Regions from separate parts of the Mus musculus genome. Here region 1 is linked to region 2. A link is a loop called in an ENCODE intact Hi-C map of the cell type or tissue named here. Cell type or tissue: left cerebral cortex. All regions are shown on one strand.

Region 1 (8,000 bases), 72 kb before region 2:
TTATGACTGTTCCTTGGTACCTTTTACCCCCTGTTTCAGAATTAGTAACCTATGCTCTAGTTTATTCTTTTAAAAGTTACATGTAGGGCTGGGGAGATCACCCAGTGGTTAAGAGCACTGACTGCTCTTCCAGAGGACCTGAGTTCAATTCCCAGCAACCACATGGTGACTCACAGCCATCTGTAATGGGATCTGGTGCCCTCTTCTGGTGTATCTAAAAGCAGCAGCAGTATACTCATATGCATACAATAAATAATTCTTTTTTTTTTAAAGTTACATGTATATGAATGTGTACTTTTACATGTCAGTGCAATGGCCTCTCAGCCTTCAGACAACCACTGCTGGCTCCCCCAAGGAGGCCAGAAGGGGGCATTGGACCCTCGAACTGGAGTTCAGCAATTGAGCGCTGCTGGAGTGTGTGTTGGGAATAGATTTCAGGTCCTCTTCAAGAACAGCATGTACTCTTAGCCACGGAACCATCTCTCCAGCATCTCTACGCTTCTTCTTCCCCCCTTTCCTGAAACTGTGGGGTTCTCAGGGCATAAGCCAAGTGTGACTCCTGCCTCTTCTTACCTTCTCTTACCTTCTATGAACTCTGTGGTCACGTGGCCCAGAAACCCTCACTGCTGGGCCCAGACAAGCAGCTCAGCCTTTCTCGGGGAAGAAAAGGTGGGACCAGGCCAGAGGGGTCAGTGTTGAGCATTCTTTAGCAGTCAGTCAAGGAATGGTGGTGTAGTAGTACATAGAGAGCTACTGCAGAAGGTGTCTGAGGGCCCTGTGGCCAGCGGTCTGCCAAGGCGAGAATCATCCCTGATGGGCTCTGCTTTCTTGCCACATTCATGCATTCATGTTACCCATGCAACGTTGAAAACCAACTCTGAACTCGACCTGTGATGCTCACATATAATGCCCAGGTAATAAATGTAGGTTGGCTCAATACCAAGATGCGCGACCATCTTCTGTCTTTCTTACAGGAAATAATTGAACTTCCAGACAGCAATGGAGATCAGAGAATGACCCCCTCACACACACACACACTTTGCTCCTCTGTTTGACATTGAGCCTTCCTTGTGGGGACCCACTCACCAATGCAAACAGGCTCTTGGGAATCCCAAAAGGGCTGGGTGGCATTGAGACAGGTGAGGAACCTGGCACCCTTGAGCTGGTAGCCAGTGGCACAATGGAAGTGGGCGCTGCCTCCTGGGTGGAGACTGGTGACAGTCACATCTCCATACGCTGGACGTCGGGGAAAGTGGCAGCTCAGGAGATAGGCTGTGAAGAGAGAATGGGTGACAATGAGGAAGGAGGGGGAGGGGGAGAGGAGGGGGAGGGGGAGAGGAGGGGGTGCCTGCACAGCCTGCTCCAGGTGCCTTTGGGCTCAGAAGATGCATTGGAAGTCCCACGGAGGCATCTCATTTGTTCCCTTGTAGAAGTGGGGGTTGGTTATCGGAACAAGAGACCTGGAAGCTCGAAGACAGAGGTTCCTACCCAAGCCCAGTAACACTTAAGCTTTCTCTAGGTGTTTTCTTACCTGCCTCCCCCGTCCAACTCCTGAGTGCTGCTACTGACTCTAGCTCTGGCTGTCCTGGAACTCAGACCTGCAGATCAGGCTGCTCAGGACTCAGATCCACCTGCCTCTTCCTCCCATGTGCTGGGATTAAGAGCGCACTACACAAGCTGTCCCCTTACTTCTTAAGTGAGGCTGGAAATGCTTGTGAACCTGAAATCTCTGGGATTGAGACCAGAGGGTCCCGAGTTCAAGGTCAGCCTGAGCCATGTAGTTTGACCAGGTCTCAAAAACAACCAAATAGCTAAACTGAAACCATACAGGAGCTGCTAGACCTCTGGCACCCAAATGATGACAAATCTAGAAGTTTGGGTGTACACATAACAGCTCAGTGGTAGCTTGTTCCCTCATGTTTGAGCCTTGGCACTAAAAGAAAAACATTATGGAGGACTTGTAGACGTCACTTTTCCTGTAAGAAGCAGACGTGAGTTTCAGAAGAAGAGACTGAAATCAGGCAGCAAAGATGTCCTCAGTCCTCCCCATGAAACCTGACAAACCTTGACGGATGGCAACAGTAAAGGCCTCTTTGTTTTTATTTTTTCCTATCTTTGAAATGATAATGTAATGGCATCATTTCTCTCTTTTCCTCCACCCGAGCCCTCCCACATACCCTTTCCTTACTCATTTTCAAATGTATGGCCTCTTTTTTCATTAACCTTAACATGTAATAATATATGTATAGGTATATACATATATGTTCTTAAGCGTGACCTGCCCAGTCTGTATAATGTGACGGGTATGTGTGTTTGCAGGGCTGACCATTTGCTATTGGATAACCGACTGCTGTGTGTCTTCCATGGGGAAGACTGTTTCTCCGGATCTCAGCATCCCTTAGTAGGTCCCTCTTAGTGGTCTTTGCCGGGTACTTTGGCATATCTACAGTTGTTTTGTTCAGCTCACGTTTAGGCAGTCACGCTGGTGAGGCTTTATTAGGGTAGCTTCTAAGAAGTACTAAGTACTAAGAAACATGATCAGCAGGTCAGCAAGCGACTTTTTTTTTAAAGGATTATTTATTTTATGTATATGAGTAGAACACACGAGAAGAGGGTATTGGGTCCCATTACAGATGGTTGTGAGCCACCATGTGGTTGCTGGGAATTGAACTCGGGACCTCTGCAAGAGCAGTCACTGCTCTTAACCACTGAGCCATCTCTCCAGCCCTGCAAACGACTTTGGGACAGTGGGACGGATGTGAGAAAGTCACACTCACTTTCTTGGAAATTGGAGGTGGGATTGGCCACTCTGGTTGCTTTGGGAGTTGTCGTACCATTTATGACCACACAGGGGCAGCAAATCCCATAAAATTGTCTGGTAAACCCCAACCCTTAGGCTAAAGCCCAGGAATAGCTTATAAAGAGGGAGTCTGGCTTGGGTCTAAGAGGTAGAATGCCTGGAGCAGACAAGGAGAAAAGTAAAAAGGAAGGCTTGACTGTGCCTCTGTGCCTTTATTTTTTTTTTTTTTCTTGTCTTACAACTCTTTTTTTTTTTTCCATTTTTTATTAGGAATTTAGCTCATTTACATTTCCAATGCTATACCAAAAGTCCTCCATATCCACCCACCCCCACTCCCCTGCGCACCCACTCCCCCTTTTTGGCCCTGGTGTTCCCCTGCTCTGTGCCTTTATATGAACAGACAAAGGGGCTGCCTTTGGGCAGATGAGCTACCAAAGCTTGAGTTGACTGTGACTCAGTTTTGAGGCCTTCCCCACCTGTCATATACTTAGTTGCTATGTGAAAACAAGAAGAGAGTTTTGAGGGCTTGACCAATAAAAGGCTAGTTGTGACTGGCCAGTGGAGAGGGCAGTGCTTAGGAGATGGATTCTGGGGTCAGACTCCCTGGGTTTAAATGCAGACTCTGCCCGTTACTTCCTACACTGCCACCTTGGGCAGGTTACTTCTTTGCTCCATGCCTCGATGGTTTCTTTGTTTAACCGGTGATTTAGAGCACTGCCTGCAGCGCTGGGGAGGTTAAGCGGGAGGCCATATGTGCAGTGCCTGCACAACGCACACACCTACCTCTGCCCCGTTTCCCCCAAAGCTGGTTGTTAATGTTTGCCGTTGCGAGTAGGAACAGCTTCTTACATTTGCTGTGCTGTCTAGTTTCTAAAGAGCCCCTTCTCGCCTAGTACCCATCATACACGCGGAAGAAAGAAGGTAGGGTAGGGGCTATTGACCCATTTTAAAGATAAAGAAAGCTGAGGTTGGGAGAGACTGAGGGTCAGAGGGCTTCTGACCCTTGTCATACTGTAGAAGTGTGGTAGGGTAGGGATTGGAGTACCTGCCTGCCTCTCGAGGTCCTTTGCTTCCTACCTGGCCCCAGTTAATATGGGATCCTGGCCGGTGGAGTCAGAGACACCTGAGAGTGACAGTCCAGGCTGGCCTTGGAGCTGGTCCAGCAAGTCACTGATTCTCCCTCGGGGAGGATAGGGAGGACTGCACCCAGCCTGGGGATGAGGAGGAGCTGACTCCCTGGGAGCCATAGGCCAGGTGTCAGACCCAGCACCTGCGCTCTCATCTTCCCCGTGAGTCCCAGCACAACCTGGGGAGGGAGTGGGCTGGAATCATGTGAAAGCAGGGGGCTGGTAGCATCGAGAGGCACCCCCAGACTCCATCGTGGGTAAGTGCCACTTCCCAAGATGAGCTTCCTATTGCCATGACAACCAACCGTTCCCAGGGAGTCTGCACCACCACAATCTGTTGAGTTATTTTCTTGCTGGCGGCTGTTTCGGAGCCAACTCCAGTGCCAGGAATGCTTGGATGCAGGAGGGAGGGGCCTCCCCGGCACTCTGACTCTCCACCCGGACTAGGGGACTGGGACCCGGCCAGAGGAATCTATCCAGCCACAGGCCTGTGTGGAAGCTCACGACTGTGCCCTCTCCTTCATCAGCTTGGACAGCGCCTGCCTGCACAGGTGCAGGCGTGTGTTCCCAGGCCCTCCCTCACTCTCCTGGCACCCTCTTTCTCCAGCCCACGAGAAATGCCCGTGAGCACACGCTCCTCCTGTTCCCATCTCTGGGATCAGGGCTAATTACAGTCTATAATTAGGGGAATTACACTCATTAAGGAAAGAGCTGATCATTGACAAAAACTGGGCAGAGGAGGGAGGGCCGCTGGGACAAAGAGCAGGAGTGGGCCAGCTCCCCTAGGCTCTCCTAGGACTCTGCTCCCCCTGCTAGGCCTCCGGCCCTGTTGTGTTCTCCCACTTTTGTCTGGAAGCACAAAGAGGGAACTGGAGTTTTGTGCAAAGGAATTTGCAGCAAGAGAAAAGGTTACTGTGGCATGAAATTATGCCTGCTGCTGAGGAGGATTGATGAGCCATTAGGGAGGCTGGAGGGGCCGCCCAGATGGTCATCCCTGCCAGGGTGGGGACCTACCACTGCTGAGGGCCTGGACAACCTCTGCCCAGCATTAAGGTCCCTGCTGACAGAGGCTGCTCCCCCCAGTTTGGATGGCAAAGCCTTGACAAGATGAAGAGACAGGGTCAGAGCATTCCTAGCTCCAGGATGCCTGCCCCCCCCCCCCCATCAATTCTTCCCCCCTACAGAGCTGCAGAAGTGGTCTATGCCAGCGCAAGACAATGTCTTGATTGTTCTTACCAATTATCCCCCTGTTAGCACGTGCGCGAGGGGGGGTGGGGGGGTCTGAATTAAAGTTAACCTGTGCAAAGGACGGAACAGACTTCCAGCCCAGGGAAGGGGTGGGCAAGAAGGAACCCTATGAGGAAGCTCCAGCTTCGCCTCGCTCCGCATGCATCCTGCAAGCCGAGTAATGCTGGTTTCCGTAGTGGAGGGCATGCTAAGCACCTTTTTGCTTTACTCAAACGGTAACTAACTTTGAAGCATAGATGGTTTAGCCTTCCCAGTAGGAAAGGGAGGGTCAGGCAGCGACTACAGAGGAGCAGAGAAGGAAGAGTGGCGTTTCTAGCCAGCATGGTAGCTGGGGCCTGTAATCCTTACACCCAGGAGGCCGAGGCCCTAGTGCTGTGGTGAGTTTGAGGTCGGCCTGAGCTATGGTGTAAGATAAGGGCTGTGAGATGATTCATCGGTGAAGGTGTCGACTGCCAAGGCTGAGGACCCGAGATCAACCCCTGAACCTACATGGTAAAAAAAGAAAACACTTCATGCCAAGTTGTCCTGGGCCATCGTGTGTGTGTGTGTGTGTGTGTGTGTGTGTGTGTGTGTGTGTGTGTGTTTGTGTGTGTGTGTGTCTGTATGTCTATGTATTTGTGTGGAGGGTATGCCTTTGAAGTATTTGCTAAAGACTACAAATAATATGTGAAGATTGTAAAGATGCCGGCTTATTCTGAACTGTGGTGTGTGGACAGCCTGTCTTATTTTTGTACTTTTCTATAGTTTTAAATGCTTTCAAAATGAATAAAAATTGTGGTGAAGTTGGACACTTGACTGTATTTATAGCAATATTACAGTAGATTAATTGCCAATCAAATTTTTTTCCTTGTTTTTTTTTTTGGTCTTTTTGGTCTTTTTGTTATTTTGTCTTTTTTTTTTTTTTTTCCAGAGCTGAGGACCGAACCCAGGTTCTTGCGCTTGCTAGGCAAGCGCTCTACCACTGAGCTAAATCCCAACCCCCAATCAAATATGCTTGCTTTTGCTTTTTTTTTTTTTTTTTTTTTTTGAGACAGAGTCTCACTGCATAGACCTAGCTGGCTTGGAACTCACTGTGTAGACCATGTTGACCTCAAAGACATACAGATCTGCCTCCCTCAGCCTCTGTGTGCCACTGTGCCCAGCATAAATGAATAAATAAATAAATAAACATTTTACAGAAAATATTTCTAAAATTTTACCAGTAATGAATGGATCAGTCTTAATTCTCAATATAACATGAAATTATCTTATTTATTAAAAGTAAAAAGGAGCCAGGCAGTGGTAGCTCAGGCCTTTAATCCCAGCACTTGGGAGGCAGAGGCACGTGGATTTCTGAGTTCGAGGCCAGCCTAGTCTGCAGAGTGAGTTCCAGGACAGTCAGGGCTACAGAGAAACCCTGTCTCGAAAAAGAAAAAAAAAATCAAAAAAAAAAAAAAAAAGGTAAAAAGGAGGGCCAGAAAGATGGCCAGATGTAAAGGCACCTGCCACCAAGCCTGATGACCACAGGGTAGAAGGAGCTCTCCGATTCCCACAAGTTGCCCTCACACAAAACAAATAAGTGCACTAAATCCACAAAATTTTAAAAATTAAAACTTAATTTTTTTTAGTACTAGTATACTAAAAATAAATAAAAGGAAAAAAATCAGAGAAGCCAAATGACCTGTTCAATGTCAAGACCTGTTCAGGTAGCAAGAAGCCCACTCACCTCCTCAGAGTATGGCCCATTTGATCACGCCCTGCCCCTTTCCCGCGGCATCCCCACTTGCCATGCGGGGCATGGGCTGGATCCCAGGTGGGCAAGCAAAGCCAGTCTGCTTCGCTAAAGACCTCCAGATGGTCATTGTCAAGTCCCTTCAGCTCCTCACTGACCCAGACTGTGAGGACATCAAAGCCACCCAGGAGAGTAGCCAGTCATGGCTGGCTCCTCTCTCAGTTGCTCGGGCCTTACCTTGGTAGCGGAAATGGAAAGTGCCAGGCCCAGCGGGTAGCGGGAGGCTCTGGAACCTCAGGGCTGCTTGGTGGGTGGGGCTGCGGATGACCTGGCCCCTCAGCAGGAACGACTGGTTAGCCAAGGGCAGTGGATCGGGGCCCCCCAGGCCCTCCACGGTGATGGTCTCCCCTTCCTGAAGGCTGATGTTCTCCACCTGCATGTGGATGGGAGAGAACAGAGCGGTGCTATCAGGACTTCTTGTACCTGAGCCCTGCTGGCCCGTGACTCCAGCAGTGTCACACACTGTATAGCATACTACAGTCCCCAAACTAGGCACTTCACACAGGAAGAGCCCATCTTGCCTCCTCGTAAGTATGAGATGGGGCCCAACGGTTGGTTAGAAGAATATTAAGCATGTTACCCAAGTTCACACGGAGATTATGAGCAGAACTCCCTGTTGGCTTTCTATGGTTTCCTTCTCTGGGGTCTGTTTTCTCGTTTGTAGATTTGATGGTACATGAGGGCCTAAATACCAGACCCACGTACCCAGCTTCCCCTGGACATTCCCGATATATGATGCACATCCCCCTCACGCCCAGCCTGCCTCACTATGAACCACGTCTTCCCCCAGCCAGCAGATCCCCAAGCTGCTGACAATAATCTCACTCACTACCTGGGCACCCACGCCTTGCCTCTCCCCTCATGCCCTGCACCCACTCGGTCATCTGGACTGCAGATCCGTTCGGTCGCCTTCCTCGTGGCTGCCACTTCCTTTCTCATCACGATTATTGCTCACCTAGATCACCCAAGCGACCTCCTCGACAGCCTCCCCGCCTGGAGGCTTTAACCCACTCCTCCCTTCCCATCAATATTTTCTGAACTGAAGCCATCAATA
Region 2 (8,000 bases):
ATGATTGATGTGGACACCAAGATAAAGGTAATGAGAACACCATGGTGTTATATAGGAACGCATACACACACACACACACACACACACACACACACACACACACACACACACGCACAACCGTACATACTGTATAAGCATGTTTGTATACTCACAGAACACCTCTAAAAAGATACAAAAGACAACAGTGATAGTGTCACATCTGATAGAGAATTGAGCTCTGGGGATGGGTGGAAAAGAGATTCCACAGCGTTCTTTTTTGGACATTTTACTGTTGTTCCCTGTGTATGTATTACCTACAAAATATGACAATAGAAAGAAGACTCCCTCCTTTTAAGAAGTGTAGGAGGAAGGCAGACATGCAAACAATTACAGCACAATACGCGTATTGTTATAGTGGAGTCTCTGCAGGATGAAGAGACTGTATAGGAAAAGCTGCATCTGCTTGGGGGTGTCTGGGGGTGCCTGGGAGTTGGGAAATCAGGTGATCGGTGGAGCCTCTCTCCACTCAGCGTTACTAAGGTGCCAAGAACTCAGTGGGAAAGGGTCAGTAGTGGAGCTGTGGGCGCCAGCAGAGGTCAGAACGGAAGCTATCTTGCGTGCCAAGCTAAGGAGTTCAGATTTTTATCCTAATAGGAAAGGGCAGCTATGAAGAAAATTTTAACGAGGAGTAACCTGTCCACATTTGCCATTTAAAGGATGTCTTTAAATGGTGGGTAGATGACCTGACCTACGGGGATCAGGAATGAAGTTGGAAATCAACCTGAGACAGACCAGTGGGTCAGCGATGTGTATGCAAAGCCTGGTCTTTGCGTTCCCACAACCAGCATCCTCTTAAGCATTCAGGAACCCTGGCAGCCAGCAGCCCGCACCAGGCAGCAGGCAGGATCTGCCTTCAGGGTAGGGCTCATCCCCTGTTTGCCTACCTCCTTGCCCTAGGCTTCAGCTCCTTGGCCAAGTGAGGCAGGGAAGAAAACAGAGCAGAAGGCTCTCCCTCTGCACTCCTAGGTCTCTCTTATTTATTCCGCTTTCTCTCTCCACTCGGGTCCTCTCATTATTTCTGAGCTGTACAGCTTGCTGCTTCCCCGGCTCGCTTCTTCCACCCCTGTCTGCAAAGTGTCAATCAAGCCATCGGATGAGCAGCTCAGCCCTCACATCTTCGGCGCCTCTGCCCCAGGACATGAGCCACGGCTGCTGACACATACAAGCAGCAAGGTGTAGGGCTGTTGGCTTGCCCTTTAATATTCCTCCGATCCGGAATGGGTGTTAAAATGGAATTTGAGGGGATCGCTTCTCTCTGCCTGCCCCTGTCAGGACATCCACAAGGACAGGCAATCCTGATAGAAGGGGAAGCCTTTAGAAGCAGATTTGCTTTTCATTTCAAGGTTGGGCCGTGGCCAGTGTCGGCTTTCGGAGGAGCCGCCTTTTGAAATTCTTAACAAGAAGCAGAATGCTTGAGTTCAGGAATCCAGGGCAAGCTTGTGAAGTAGGGACGGGGAAATGGGATTGTCATTTTATCTCTGAAGGGATATTATATTAAACGGGGGGTGGGGGGAATACAGAGAGGCTTGGCAGCTTCCCCGCAGCGGCCATGGAGGACTGAACAATATCAGGCAGCAGGAAGGACTGAGATTAAAACAAAGAAAGAACTTCCCAGGTCCTGGATCCAGTAGCCAGGGAGAAGTGAAGCATTTGTTTCCCCTGGGGATTTCTCCTCCTTTTATAAATTGTGAATGGAGGCACCGTTTTCATAGAATACGGGAACTAATGAGAAGTAAGCTCAATGACCTCACCACCAATTTCTTCCTAGATCTTTGATCAGCATGCACAGAAGTCACGGTTGTAAGCAGTGTGTCATTTGTGTTCTGTGTCTCTGTATCAATTTCCTATCTGCGTTTCTACAAAGCAGGGAACTCATGCCTGCCATTTGGAATCAACATGTCAGCTATTTGCTTAGCTATTCCCCGATGTTGGATCGTTTCCATTATTTTTTAATATTATAAGAGCTCAGATATGCATGTCTTCATATAAAAGCCTTCTCCTCCCCCGAGGGAATAGTTCACCAAGTAGAATTTCTAGGTCAGAATATTTGAACTATTTTATCCTACTGTCCATGGCCCCAGAACGCTCCACGGGACCCTGTATGAATTGCAACTCGGACAACATAATAAGGTTGTATCATTTTTATTTTTGTTTATTTAATAGACACATAATAGTACCTTCGAGTTATTTAATTCCCTTCTCTTCGCCTGCTGGTGAGACTGGGCACACTTCCATGCAAGGATTTATTGCCTGCTTTTCCTTGCGTGCAAGCTGTTCATCTCCGCTGACATCTTATCACAAGAAATCCAGGGGCCGATCTTATATATTTCTATCAAGCCCTTACACACTCAGGGTACCATATTTTTCTTGGTTATATCTGCTATTATTTTACTGTAAGGGATCTGTCCAGCGATGAGGCAGATGTTATCCTGTCCTCTGTGGGGTTGGGGAGGAGGGAGGGGACAGAATGCAGTGACCTTTAGACTCTATTTTTTTTTTCCTCCCTCAGAAGGAAGGAAAAAAAATCCAGTCAAATGGCAGTCCTTCTTTGCGTTCCTATTTTACTAGGAAAGGAAAGACCAGGCAGAAGACAACTAGTTGCTAAGGCTAGTCTGGGGATTGTCTGTGGACGTGTTGCTGGGGATTCAGTCAGCCACTGTGCCCCCCCCCCCCATCATTGTTTTCTCTCTTCCACTGTATGGCCACCAGATACACAGCAAAATGTTAAAATCAGAATCACGACTATAAGTTCTCTCATTGTCACTATAGCATTGTAGTGAGAGGGAAGTGTCCCCGGGCTGGGCTTGTGACTCAGGTAACAGAGTTTCAGCCTAACATTCATTGGTAAAGCCCTGGGTTTGGTCCTCAGCACCATATTAAACCAACATGATGGTACGGGTCTATTTTCCCAGGAGGTAGGGGCAGAAAAATCAGAAGTTCAAGGTCACCTGTGGAGGCAAAGCAGGTTGGAGGCCAGTTAAGCGATACATGAGACCCTGTATCCAAAAAAAACGAAAGAAAATACTAACAAGAAGTAAGTTTTGGAGCAGATAGACCTGGGTTCACATCTTAGCCTCTTGGCACACCTAGAATGGGTCCTTGGGCAGATCCTGCCATCTTTGTCTGTTTAGTGGTGTGTTTATGATTATAAACAACCAACCTCAAAAGTTAGTGTCTAAAAACAAGCATTTTATTTTACTTCATAAAACTGGGGAATGCTGACACAGCTTGGCTGTTGGGTCACGTGCCATGGACTGGGTCAGGTCATGGGTGGTTAGTTTGTCTGGACACAAGGTCCAAAATGGCTTCTCTTCCTATGTGTGACTTTTCTCATCTCTCTCTCTCACAGAGTGGCTGGACTTCTAACATGTTGGTTCAGGGTCTAAGAACGAGTGCTTCAACACAAGAAGATGTCCAAAGGCTTGGGTCAGAAAGAGGGTAGCAGTCACTGTATTCTATTGGGCAAGCATGTAATGGGAAAACCGACAGAGAACTTGAGGCTATCTCTAATCTGCTCAAAAAAAATGAGGATAAAAATACACACACACACATACAAAAAAAAAAAAAAATCCTGAGAATTTAATGAGATAATGTATTCCGAGGCAGATTTACCAGGAAGCTAATAAAACTTCAACCATGGGGCTCTCTAATTGAGCGGTCTCTTCGAAGTCCTGCCATCTAGTTTTGCATGACTAATTTTTTCTTTTTTTTTTTTTTTTCTCTTTTATTTTTAGTGCTGGGTGCTAAACCCAGGACCCCGAACATGCCAAACACAAAAGTCTACCGCTGAGCTAAGCCTCCAGGCCCCTTTCCCCTTTTATCTTAAAATGGACCCCCAAAGTGTATAAGAATCAGGACCTGCCAACCCTGGCTCTGTCCCCAGTGCCTGTAACAATCCCCATTGAGCCTGCTGCCTGGCACAGAAGGCTTCTCTGCACATGGCCCCTGTGTGTGCTGGCTGGTGCCTGGTTCCCCGTGTGCCTGAGGACAAGGTTCTTCCTCGCACTGTCCTTTCCTGGATTTTTTTTTTTCCTCTTCAGGATCATTTATTGTCCTTTTTTCAACATGAAAGTAAAACACACTGAGAATGATTTCATAATCACAAAACTGCCCTCCCAGTTGGCCCCTGCATCTACCCCCTGACCTCGCCACCCACCAGGGAGGAGGGCCATACCCTGGGCATCCTGCCAAGTTCTTGGCTGGCCGGGTAGCTCTCTGGAGGAAATCAAGCTGCAGAGAGGGAAGCCAGCAGGGGGAGGCAGCATTCCCGGGGCCCAGCTTGGTCTGGGAGGCATTGAAATTCCGGGCAAAGTCCTGAGACAAAGATCATAATGAGACAGGAAGGTGGCATGGGAAGGCGCCATTTGCATGACAATAATTGAGCCAAGAATAGCAAACTGGAGGGATGCAAGGGTGAGGCTAGCAGCTGAGCTGGGCGAAACCTCACAAATCAGTCCACCCAGCTCTGCTCTGCAGGGGGAGGCGGAGGCTGAGCCCTGTGCCAGGCTTTTTGGGGAGGGAAAGAAAGACAAGGACATGAGCCCCAAGGGATTGTGGGAACTCTAGTTTAGCTGGACTTTGCCTCCCTCCTCCCCCTGTAGCCTGGAGGTGCCTTTGTTTGCCTTCTCTTCAGTGGGCTTTGTGGCATCATGGCTGCTCAGACAGATTTCTGGGATGCTATTGTGATTGGAGCAGGCATCCAGGGCTGCTTTACCGCGTACCACCTGGCCAAACACTCCAAGAGCGTCCTCCTGCTGGAGCAGGTACACTGTGCCTTCTGCCCTTCTGCTATATAAGACTGTCCCCTCTTCTTTCCTCTCCTAGGGAGGGCTTTCCAGAATTTTTGGGCTATAAGTGAAGCCAAACGGTCAGACATCAGGAATTCTGTGCACTTCGTAGCTTCGTAGCCACTTCACGTGGATCTTGACAATGCAAAGAAAATTCCCACCCTTAAGTCCACGTGAGGTTTCTTGGTATACTCTTTTAAGTCTCTTAGTTCTTGCCCCGGATCAAGAAGTGTCCCACTTCTTTTCATTCTTGCAACCCTGTCTTGTCTTTGCCCACATGGTTGATACAACCAGAAAAAGAATCAATTCTGCTCTGGGTAACCTTAAATAAAGACAGTTTTGCCTAGAGGCAAAGGCTGATGTACCAGCTTTGGAGAAAGCTGCGTTTTCTCAGCTGCTCCTTCCAGAACCTAGCAGGAGCTGCTGTTGAATTCTTCCACCTTTGGGTAACAGCGACCTCCTCACTTGATGCCCGGGAACTAAGACACAGGTCGTCTTTCCTTAAAGGAAAAGTGATCACATGACTGCTTCAAATGAGGGTGGCACTGGGACCCTGCAGGGCCCCTCAGGGGTGGGGCCTATGCAATCTGTCAAGTTGAGTTTTCTACCCCTGTGGCTTCTTCCTTTCCATTCTGCCTTGCAGCTCTCTGAGCAGGTTACCACATCCTGGGAATTGTCTTCAGTTCCTCTGTTTTCCCAAAGCCCAAGGGATTTCTGTTACAACCTGCAGGAAAACCTCCATTTTGCTTCACCCCGCACCCCCCTAATCCTAAGATTGCTCCCTTATCCTGGGTACCTGAAGGCTCAGTGAGATGACATCCTTTTCCTGATCCGGAAAACCATGGGGCTCGATTTGCATAATCTGGAAGGTTTTCTGACTCTGCTTTTCTAGGCATCTAAGCAGGGTGTGAATTCAGTGGGATAATAGAAGGTTATTAACAAATGGATGGGTGGCTGCCAGGGCTATTTACAAAAGGAAAAATTTAGTCAGTGCTGAGGTACTATTGCTAACCAGAATGCCTGGCCAATCAGTGGGCCTCAAGGAGACCTGGAAGTATGGAAATATTTGAAAATATCTAGGCCTGGCGATGAGCACCTGAAAATCCCAGTTGCTCAGGAGACCAATGTAGGGGGATTGCAAGCTTAAGGCCTGCCTGGGCTACATAACATGACAGTGACTCAAATAAGAAATAAAAAGAGGTCTAGGGCAATAGATAGCTCATCTGCAGGGCACCTACTTGCCTCCTTTGTGCAAGGCCAGAGGTCTAGGCCCCAGGATTAGAAAGGAACCATTTGAAGCCTAAGATGGCTCCTAAAGAACAAAGGGAAGGCTGAGCCAAAGGGCAGTGACTTCCATTGTCTTTCTTGTCTTTCTTGTCAAGTTCTTTCTTCCCCATTCCCGAGGAAGCTCACATGGACAGAGCCGCATAATCAGAAAGGCTTATCCAGAGGACTTCTACACGATGATGATGAAGGAATGTTATCAGACATGGGCCCAGCTGGAGCGTGAAGCCGGAACCCAGTTACACAGGTGGGCGAGGGAGGAAGACCAGGAACACAGGGGACCCATCCCTCCAGGTGCTTTGAATGTGTGATGCTGTAAGGTGTGAACTTGAAATGCAACTGGAGGGACACAAGCCCAGGAGGGAGGTGCCAGTCATGTGGAGGCCTTCTGCTCACTGTCACAGATGCTGCTGGCCTCTGTACCTTTGAGTTCCAGGCCTGGTTAGATCCTGTGACCAAGGCTCTTACAGGTTGTTTTCTGAAAACTTAGAGGATGACCATGGACAGGTATCTAGAGCAGGCCTGCGCAAAGCCTTCCAGAGCCATCTTATAGGGCCTGCGTCAAAATCTATATAATTTTTTTGTTTTTTGTTTTTTGTTTTTTGAGATGGTTTCTCTGTGTAGCCCCGGCTGTCCTGGAACTCACTCTGTAGACCAGGCTGGCCTCGAACTCAGAAATCTGCCTGCCTCTGCCTCCCAAGTGCTGGGATTAAAGGCGTTAGCCACCACCGCCCGGCTAAAATCTATATTCTAACTCATGTCCTAACTTAAAAAATAGTATGTATAATGTATGTGTATGGATGTTTTGCCTACATACTTATATGTGCAACTACATATGTGCCTGGTGCCCAGAAAGGTCAAAAGAGAGTATTCAACCTTGGAACTGGAGTTACAGACAGTTGTGAGCTGCCATGTGGGTGCTAGGAATTGAACCTTGATTTTCTGCAAGAGCAACAAATACTCTTAACCACTGAGCCGTCTCTCCTGCCTCCTTTTTATGCTGTACCCTCATCCCCACAACAACCCTACAAATGCATTTTATTAATACACTATCCCCTGGGAACAAAAGCAGGTGTTCCAGGGGCCAGACTACTTGCCAGGAAGTGACCCTGAAGCAGCTTCAAACCTTAGGGTTCCTCTGACAGTGGCCTTTCTGACACTCTCAGGGAGGAACCAGAAACTACTCCTGCACCCCCTTTTACTCCTCTGAACTCTTAACTGAACCTCCTTTACATAACCCTGGCTCTGCCCCACAGGGTGGCAGTTATTTTAATGGCCGTGAACCAAGAGGTTACTGTTCTGTTACAAAAACACCATTAACTTAAGAACAAAGTGAAATCCATTATGCAAATACAGCCAGGGCAGCTAATTAAGGATTTATTCAGAGACAGCTAATACACCCAGCACCCAAATAAAGGAGAATGTCTTTCTGAGGAGTGGCCTGGCAAAAGGGACCCTTCTCTGGCTGCTGGCTGTGAGTACTACTGAGCTCTATTAGGTAGGAGATGAGCTGAGCCTTGAAGGGCAGAAGTCTGCCCAGCAAATGTTGACCGACAGGCAATCATGAGATGCCTGGTGTCACACAGTTTGGCTTTACTTCCTGACTCAACTCCTACCAGCTATGTGGTTGAACTCTCTGTATCTCATAGGGATGTTTGAAGGTTAAATGAGTCTGGAAAATACTCAGCACAGTGCCTGGTACCTTTGAATCCTTGAGGTTTCTCCCTGCTATCCTGGGTCTGTTGGGCTACAGAGGAGGAAGATCAAGAGACAGCAAAAGGGAGGCAACAAGGACATCGGGATGTTACCTAGCTGAATAAGGCCCTGGGTTTGATCCCCAGCCCCCACCCCCATGACACTGGGCATGGTGGTGCACTCCTGCAATCCCAA

What was found. Peaks named below come from ENCODE experiments on the same cell type or tissue, not always from the same donor. Only the 100,000 strongest peaks of a DNase experiment are listed, where the experiment ranks them.
Region 1: it touches region 2 in a loop (4-fold over the local background); 8 of 42 quality-filtered maps call a loop at or near these places.

What each region holds. Positions count from the first base shown.
Region 1 is chr11:77,962,174-77,970,173 of GRCm38, reverse strand. Sez6 (seizure related gene 6) reads right to left here. Exons shown (of 17, transcript NM_021286.4): 4 at 7,124-7,319; 5 at 1,087-1,272. Among named protein-coding and RNA genes, the nearest start is that of Phf12, 17 kb to the left of the region's middle. In left cerebral cortex, CTCF peaks have their summits at 199 (motif pointing left) and 2,840; DNase peaks (open chromatin) are centred at 2,851, 3,499, 3,582 and 4,241; H3K27ac peaks cover 2,380 bases.
Region 2 is chr11:77,890,469-77,898,468 of GRCm38, reverse strand. It overlaps Pipox (pipecolic acid oxidase), which reads left to right and starts at 4,597. Exons shown (of 8, transcript NM_008952.2): 1 at 4,597-4,802; 2 at 6,209-6,357. The coding sequence starts at 4,689. It overlaps Gm29979 (a long non-coding RNA gene), which reads right to left and starts at 1,499. Exons shown (of 4, transcript XR_388869.4): 1 at 924-1,499. In left cerebral cortex, CTCF peaks have their summits at 2,265 and 4,299 (motif pointing right); DNase peaks (open chromatin) are centred at 1,152, 1,349, 4,338, 7,463 and 1 more place; H3K4me3 peaks cover 836 bases; H3K27ac peaks cover 2,979 bases.